Regions from separate parts of the Mus musculus genome. Here all the other regions are linked to region 1. The links are chromatin loops, found by intact Hi-C in ENCODE. Cell type or tissue: left cerebral cortex. All regions are shown on one strand. Region 1 overlaps Hvcn1 (hydrogen voltage-gated channel 1). Region 2 overlaps Ppp1cc (protein phosphatase 1 catalytic subunit gamma). Region 3 overlaps Ppp1cc (protein phosphatase 1 catalytic subunit gamma).

Region 1 (2,500 bases):
CCAGAAGAAATCAGCAAATTCATATGATAAGCGAAAGCCAAAGCATAGCCATATTGTGAGCAGGCTCACAGCACAGTCACCAAGCAGCATGAAGCATGGATCTGTGCACCGTGTGGATGAGCTGTGAGTGTTAACACTGAGTGCCCATGTGAGCCCCAGGTACAGCGCAGCCTGGGGTCCCGGTGGGGCAGGCTGGACAGGGACAAGAAGACTCGGAACTGGCTAGTGGGGGCCAGACAGTATCCCAGGTACTGTACGCCACAGAAATAGTTACTTTCCAATGATTAATTTTATATCACATGTCTGTCACCTGAAGTTAAAAGTGAGAAAGAGCAAGAAAAGACACTTGGCCTCTATGAACTGAACGCCCCTCCACCTGGCTGCTTTGTGTGGCAGGGAAGGTCACATCCCATCCTGTGGGGTGCCAACTGCAGGGTTCCATCAGCCTGCACTGGGACCGGAGCCTCAGCGGGCCACACGCTGGACTCTGAAGCAGCAATGGGCAAGTGAGCAGAGGGCTCAAGCTCTGGCGGCCCCTTGATCTAGATGAAAGCGCCAGACCCATCTCAAGCCTGCTGTCCCTAGAGCCTGGCTCACCCACATCTTCTCTTGCTTATGCCATCTCCTGTGACAAGTGACAGCACACACCATCACTAGGTCCTGCAGATCCTACCAGCAGACAGCAAGGATCCTGAACCCCCGCTCCTTCCTCCCATCCCATCCGGGGCTTCCATCCAAGATCTTCAACCAACCTGACCATGGCGGCCCCCACACAGCCCGTCCATGGCAGCCCCTGCCTTGGTGAGCAACCTTGCTGCTTTCTCCACAGGACCCTGGTACCCCTTCTCCACCCCCTACCCAGGCCACAGTCTCTTTCCATACCAGGCCCTTGACCAACTCAGGCCCCTGCCTGAAACATGCCTTTCTGCCCATAGGACCTATTATGCTCAGCTTTGAGCGTCACATGACAGTCACCACGACTACCTCCACCTCCAATTTCTGCCTGCAGGGGACATCTAGCAGGCTAAGCGGCATTTGTCTGTCATCCACAGTAGGTGGAAGACTGTCCCCTCAAACAATAAATACCTTTATGAGAGTCAGACCTAAGCCTGGCAGGCAGAGTGGTGGGGATGAGTCCCTTCAGAGGCAGGGACATGCAGGGGGCGGGGGGCGCTGGGGCTCCCTTTACAGCTGGAAGGAAGCAGGCTCTCTCCCTCTGCTCTGAAATTGCAGGTTTGGGATTTCAACCCCAACAACATAATACCACGTTTCCTGCCATAGCCGCAGAGGGGCCGGCAAGATGCAAGGGATGCTGGGTTGTTGGCTCACTTTAAGTGAGAGAAAAGACAAACATTTTTTTTTCTCTCCCTGAGAACAGTGTTCTTGGTGAGACCGAGGCTGCCTCTTCCTGCTTCCAGAAGGGACTTGGACTATGATACCCTGAGTGGCACCCCCAAAGTGCCTCCCTGAGCTACTGGACTCACCAGGAACTGACTGCCCCTATTTATTCTTTGGTCTCTTGCATTCTCCTGGAGGCATCCCTGCTTCTAGACAGCTGCTCGCCACCTCAGAGCAGAGACAGAAGCTTGCCCTTGTTCGTGGGGCCGGAGAGCTGGCTCCGTGGTTAAGAATGTTCACCGCAGAGGACCTAGGCTCAGTTCCTCAAACCCCCATCTGGTGACTTACAACCACCTAGATCTCTAGCTCCTGGAGATCAGACACCCCTGACCTCCGAGGGCTCCAGCATACAAATGATGCATGTATACACATATAAAAATCTTTTTGAAAAAAATTGCCCTTCACAATGGTAGAACAGATGGCTTGCAGAGTTCAGCTCAGCTTGTTTCTCTCTGCAGCCAGGAAGTTCCCCTCTCTCTCCCCCTGTGGTAGCATCTGCAGAGAGGTGGTGACAGTGAGAGTCAGGTGTGTGTGTGTGTGTGTGTGTGTGTGTATTTACATACATGTAAAAATCAGAGATCCACATTCGTGTCTACAGTTCCCCTATCCATTTCACTCTTTGAGACTGGGTAGCATTGTGTTAGACTCTCTCATGGAACCTGGGTCTCCCCCACTGGCCAGTGAGTCCCAAGGAACCTCTTGTCTACCTCCCAATGCTGTGATTGCTGGCACGTACTGCCACATCTGACATTTTCCCTGGGCACTGGGGACTCGAATTCAGGCCCTCATGCTTGTACAACAAGTGCTCCCCTCTCCCACCACCCCCCCATCCCTGTAACCACCTCCCAAGCCTCCCCAGCCTCCCTAGCCTCCCCAGCCTCCCCAGCCTCCCCAGCCCCACAGCCCCACATGCTCTCTGCTCTGAGGGCCAAGCATGGTGATGAGGTTGCAAAGCAGGGACCCTCATGCTTGTCCAGGAGTAGGCACTCTGGAATGAATGCTTCTCTCGTAGTACTCTGAGCATACACACTGGCCACAATGAAAGTAACTAGCATAAAATAACCGTTCATAGGTTGCCATAAAGATCCTCAGCAGTGGGTCC
Region 2 (2,500 bases), 59 kb after region 1:
ATGGATTCTTTTCAGTTCAGCTTTGGGCAGAGGTGGCAGCCTGGGAGGTCCTTCCTGGGAACTAGTGGGAAATGACCTGTGCTGTGTCTCGTTTTCTATAAAGCAACCCCACTGGCTTGGACCAGGAGTCTTCGGTTTCTCTCTGGATGATGCTGCCAGAGTGCACGGTATGTGTGGCCTTGTGAGCAGTCTTGAGTTAATCCTGCCAGGGAATATTCTAGCTGTTCTGTGGGCCCGGGGCAGGAAGCTAGGCTGGTATGCACCAAGACTGCACATCTGGTAAGCAGAACTGAGCTCAGCTAAGTTCCTCTAGGTCACCAAGTGGGTAAAAAATTAATTTCAGGGCTGGAGAGATGGCTCAGTGATTAAGAACACCGACTGCTCTTCCAAAGGTTCTGAGTTCAAATCCCAGGAACCACATAGTGGCTCACAACCATCCAATCATGAGAGCTGACACCCTCTTCTGGTGTGTCTAAAGACAGCTACAGTGTACTTAGATATAATAATAAATAAATCTTTTTTAAAAAATGAATTTCAACTATTTTCTGATTCAAGGCCACCAGCATCTCAAACCGAGCCTTTTTTCTTTTTTTTTTTTTTTAAGATTTATTTATTTATTATATGTAAGTACACTGTAGCTGTCTTCAGACACTCCAGAAGAGGGCGTCAGATCTTGTTACAGATGGTTGTGAGCCACCATGTGGTTGCTGGGATTTGAACTCTGGACCTTCGGAAGAGCAGTCGGGTGCTCTTATCCACTGAGCCATCTCACCAGCCCCGAGCCTTTTCTTTTGATTAAAAATTTAAAAATGTTGAGCCAGGCTTGGTGGCGCACGCCTTTAATCCCAGCACTCGGGAGGCAGAGGCAGGCAGATTTCTGAGTTCGAGGTTAGCCTGGTCTACAAAGTGAGTTCCAGGACAGCCAGGGCTATACAGAGAAACCCTGTCTCAAAAAAAGAAAAAAAGAAAAACCAAAAAAGAAAAAAAAATTTTTTTCAATGTTCCTGTGTGTAGAACCCCAAAGGCCACAAGAGGGCACTGGACCCTTGGAGCCTGAGCTACAGGGAGCTGTGCACCCCACCCTGCAGTGGGCCTAACTGCCCTGTGCTCCTCACTTTCCATTCCCCAGACATGTCTTCAGAAGCCTGGCCTCTGCCTTCTTCCTTCCAATCCATCCCACACGGACTCTACAGTCCACCCCCTCCCATGTCTCCCAAGCTAACCCAACAATGCCAATGATTCTCAGCTTGTCCTTATCCACCACCAAGTATCAGATGACAGATGGACTTCTTTCAGCCACCTGGGCTGGCCCCAACCAGGACACCCTTTCTTCCTGGATTAGCACTTGTCCCTTGGCCCCCAGTTTCACCTGTTACATAGGTGTGTGCTGTTTTTTTTTTTGGGGGGGGGGGCGGGGGGCTATACATGTATGGTACATTCATTCACATGTTTACTGTGAATATGAACAGAATGGTGGACTGTCTCACACCAGTTTCTACAAGTTTTGACACTCATTACTTCTAATACCAGGAAGCACCGTGTCCTCCCTCTGTGGTTTGGTTTGGTTTTTTTTTTTTTTTTTTTTTTTTTGGTTTTTTGTTTTTTGGAGACAGGGTTTTTCTGTGTTGCCCTGGCTGTCCTGGAACTCAGAAAGCCGCCTGCCTCTGCCTCCCGAGTGCTGGGATTAAAGACGTGCGCCACCACGCCTGGCTCCTCTGTGTCTTTTTATGTTGGTGTCAGGAAGACTTGCTCAGATGATGAGCTCAGAGGAGCACAGGCTGGTGTAACTCAGCAGAGACGCCCCATACACTCCTAACTGGGACTTGCTGTGGCTCTGCCATTCACCCAGCTAGCGAGCCAGAACCTGAGAGAAACGAGGCACTCCCTAGGTTACAAGTTACAAGGGTGCATGCAGACAGAGGAGGAAGCCTTTGGTAAACAGTGAAAGGCTTAAAGTGTCTCTTGTATCAACTTCACGTTTTCTCTGCTCAGGGCCCCATGACAGAAAGCAAACCACCTCTAGGGCTGATGCCCTTCAACAGCCTCTGACCTAATCAATGGCTCAGATTCCGACCATTAGGTTCAAGCTGAAGGAAGCAGGCTGGGATGTGGGAGTGCCCAGGGGAGTACTTGGCTGACCCTTAGGACCCACTGGCCAGCAGTCAGGCCAGACACCATCTAGGCCTGCCCTCCACCACCACACACAGGGTCTGAGGCCAAGACACTCCCCAGGAACCAGGGCTACCTGGCTTCCTCTCAATGCACCAGCAGCTTTAATAGACCAAGGCAGCAAGAAACTAAGGCTACAGGCAGGGCTCCAAGGAAGCCAGCCCCTCCCTCCTGCCAGGCTACTTAGCCAAGACCCAGGCCCCTCCCAAAAGGACTGCATATGGAAAGACAGGAAAGGATTCGTGGGGCCGCTGCTGACAGAAAGACACGAACAAGTTAACAAGCTTGCATTTAATAAGTCTGAAACCATTCTCAGCACATGGCATTGTAC
Region 3 (2,500 bases), 71 kb after region 1:
ATTTGCTGGTTCCAGGAATTAAACTCAGATGTCAGGCTTATGCAGCACACTTTATCCACCGAGCCTCTCATCAGTCCCCTCTGGGGCTATGCAGCCTAGGCTAAGCAGGCATGGCCAATTCTGAGATGGAGGTAGCCCTGCAGTGAGTCTTTGAGGGAAGGCAGGACAGCAGCTAAGCAACAAAGGCTTTCCTTTGCCACTGGAGCCAGACAAGACAAGCAGCACTCGGAGGAGAGACAGGAGGATTCCTGCCTCACCGGCCAAAAACCTGGGCATGCCGCCCAGCAGGAGGCTTATTTTTGGTTAGAAGGGAACTCCTGGAAGCTTCTGGTCTCAACAGGAATTTTCTTCAGGAGAGCTCTGCATTTGTGCACGAGTGGCCCACTCTTGTGTCTTTGGTGATAATCTTCGTATCTGGCTTCTCCTGGTACAGCCCACAGGCTTGCTTTGTTACATACATACAGGGTTCTACTGCAGAGAGCTAGCTGGGTGTTGCTAATATTCCTTGATTCTGAAAACATCCACTGCCATTTTTAGACAGTTTGAGTGCAATTTTTTTAAAAGATTTTTGAAACAAGGTCTTCCTATGTAGCCCTGGCCGGTCTTCAACTCAGGGATCTGCCTGCCACTTCGATAATAGGATTAAAGCTGTATGTCACCACAACCAACTGTTTGACACCAAGTCTCATTATGTAGCCCAGTCTAACCCTGAAATTTATGATCCTCCTGCAGCTTCACCCCTCTTCTCTAGCTAACAACACCCTGTCTATGTAGCATTCACTGACATAGCACATTCCACAGCTGGCAACAACTTCTCACCCTTCAGGACTTCCCAGACCTCTCTTCAACTGAGGCTGTCCCCTTCCCCAAGAATACATTATACTTCCTGAATGGCTGGCAACACCTGGTTGCCAACCAGCCCCAAGAAAACCTTGATTCAAAAGTCAGGGGTAGGGCATTGGGGGGGGGAGGGGGGGAGTGGTTGTCAAAATAAGCATAGGACTACAAGCCTTTTTTGCCAGTGAGCATTGGGTATGTCTTAAAGCTGCCAAATTGGCAAGATCTACTTTAGCTCTCAGTATCAAGCAATATGACTTTCCCACAATTAACACCCAGGACCTGTCCATCTAACCTTATTCTCTGGCTCTTACTATTGCTGGGTCAGCCTGCTGTTCCCAATGAGGCTCTTGTGTGTACCTAGAAAAGGGACATTTATTTAGGTCGGCTGGCAGCTAACAACAAAGGCTGTTCTGTAGATACTGCACTTACCTGGAACATCACTAACATCAGCACACAGAGAAATTTCACTAAAAATCTCACTGACAACAAACCCCAAAGTTCATAAACCCTGAGCTTAATCAGGTTACTGCTGCTGCTGGTAGTCTACTGCTGCTGCTGGTAGTCTGCAGCCCTAGCACCTCTCTAGGCAGCAGTAACTTTCCACAGTCTAGCAACAAGCAAGACAGCATGACAGAAGGAAGCCAAGGAGATGTACTGAGGGATAGAAAAGCCTCCACAGGGTTGGTAGCACCCTCAAGGCTCGTAATGCACCAAGCCCTGGGGTTCTGCCCCAGCATTAAAACTGGGCTGTGTACCAAGAGGATCGGGAGTTCAAGGTCCTCATCTACACAGACCCTCCTGGCCAGCCGAGGCACAGGAAACTCCATCTCAATTAAAAAATAAGTAATAAAAGGACAGGACAAAGCCCTAGATGAATTACAATGTGATTTGGAGCTAAGAGCTGCACAGAAGGGGCGAGTCAGCAGCCCTTGCTGTCTGACCACAACCTTACCTAAGCAGCCACTGCCAAGGCCAAGCATACATCTAGCCCCAGGTAGGCAGATCTGAGTCCAAGGCCAGCCTGATCTACATAGTGATGAGACCTTTTTTTTCAACAAATAAAAAACAAATTTAAGTCATTCCTTGGTGAAAGACTACCTTCAAGGTATTTTAAAAACATGTAGAAAAAGATCTCAAACCAAACAAACTTAGTACTCGCCACACTGAACACTTTCTTGCAAACTGAATTATTTTCTACAAAACATGCAAGCTAAAGAAACTCCTCAACAACTCCTTTTTCCCCCCAACAGCAAAAGTGCATGGCTCTCCCCACTGTCTCCCACTACCCTCCCACCTCGCTGGGGCACTGCTGCTGTCATGCATGACAACACTGATCTCCTCTACGTGGGCAACCAGGATGTGGCTAAAAAAGCTCCAACCAAAAAACGTCCCAAGGACGTATCTTGTTTTCTATAATGAACACTAAGCCATTTGAACACTGTATTTCACCGGGAGGCAGGAGGATCAGCAGAGTTCAAGGTCATCTCAGCTGTGAAGGAAGTTGGAGGGCAGCCTGAGAATCTTTCCACAGCTGAATGCCGCATCTCAGCATCAGTGCCTTGCACATTGGACCCCATGAGCTTCTACTTCCTGTAAGTCCTAAAATACACCCTTCAAAAACAAGGATGTCAGCAACCCTGACACAGAGGTGGGAAACATC

Evidence for each region. A loop is a pair of places that touch in the nucleus more often than their neighbours do. Peaks named below come from ENCODE experiments on the same cell type or tissue, not always from the same donor. Only the 100,000 strongest peaks of a DNase experiment are listed, where the experiment ranks them.
Region 2: it touches region 1 in a loop (2.4-fold over the local background); 7 of 42 quality-filtered maps call a loop at or near these places.
Region 3: it touches region 1 in a loop (2.1-fold over the local background); 5 of 42 quality-filtered maps call a loop at or near these places.

The regions. Positions count from the first base shown.
Region 1 is chr5:122,234,139-122,236,638 of GRCm38, reverse strand. All of the region lies in intron 4 of Hvcn1 (hydrogen voltage-gated channel 1), which reads right to left. Among named protein-coding and RNA genes, the nearest start is that of Hvcn1, 26 kb to the right of the region's middle. In left cerebral cortex, a CTCF peak has its summit at 995; a DNase peak (open chromatin) is centred at 1,431; H3K27ac peaks cover 513 bases.
Region 2 is chr5:122,175,215-122,177,714 of GRCm38, reverse strand. Ppp1cc (protein phosphatase 1 catalytic subunit gamma) reads right to left here. Exons shown (of 7, transcript NM_013636.4): 7 at 2,442-2,500. Among named protein-coding and RNA genes, the nearest start is that of Ppp1cc, 18 kb to the right of the region's middle. In left cerebral cortex, a CTCF peak has its summit at 1,042 (motif pointing right); a DNase peak (open chromatin) is centred at 1,114.
Region 3 is chr5:122,163,174-122,165,673 of GRCm38, reverse strand. All of the region lies in intron 1 of Ppp1cc (protein phosphatase 1 catalytic subunit gamma), which reads right to left. Among named protein-coding and RNA genes, the nearest start is that of Ppp1cc, 6.1 kb to the right of the region's middle. In left cerebral cortex, CTCF peaks have their summits at 309 and 1,381; DNase peaks (open chromatin) are centred at 295, 1,461, 2,210 and 2,344; H3K4me3 peaks cover 419 bases; H3K27ac peaks cover 2,500 bases.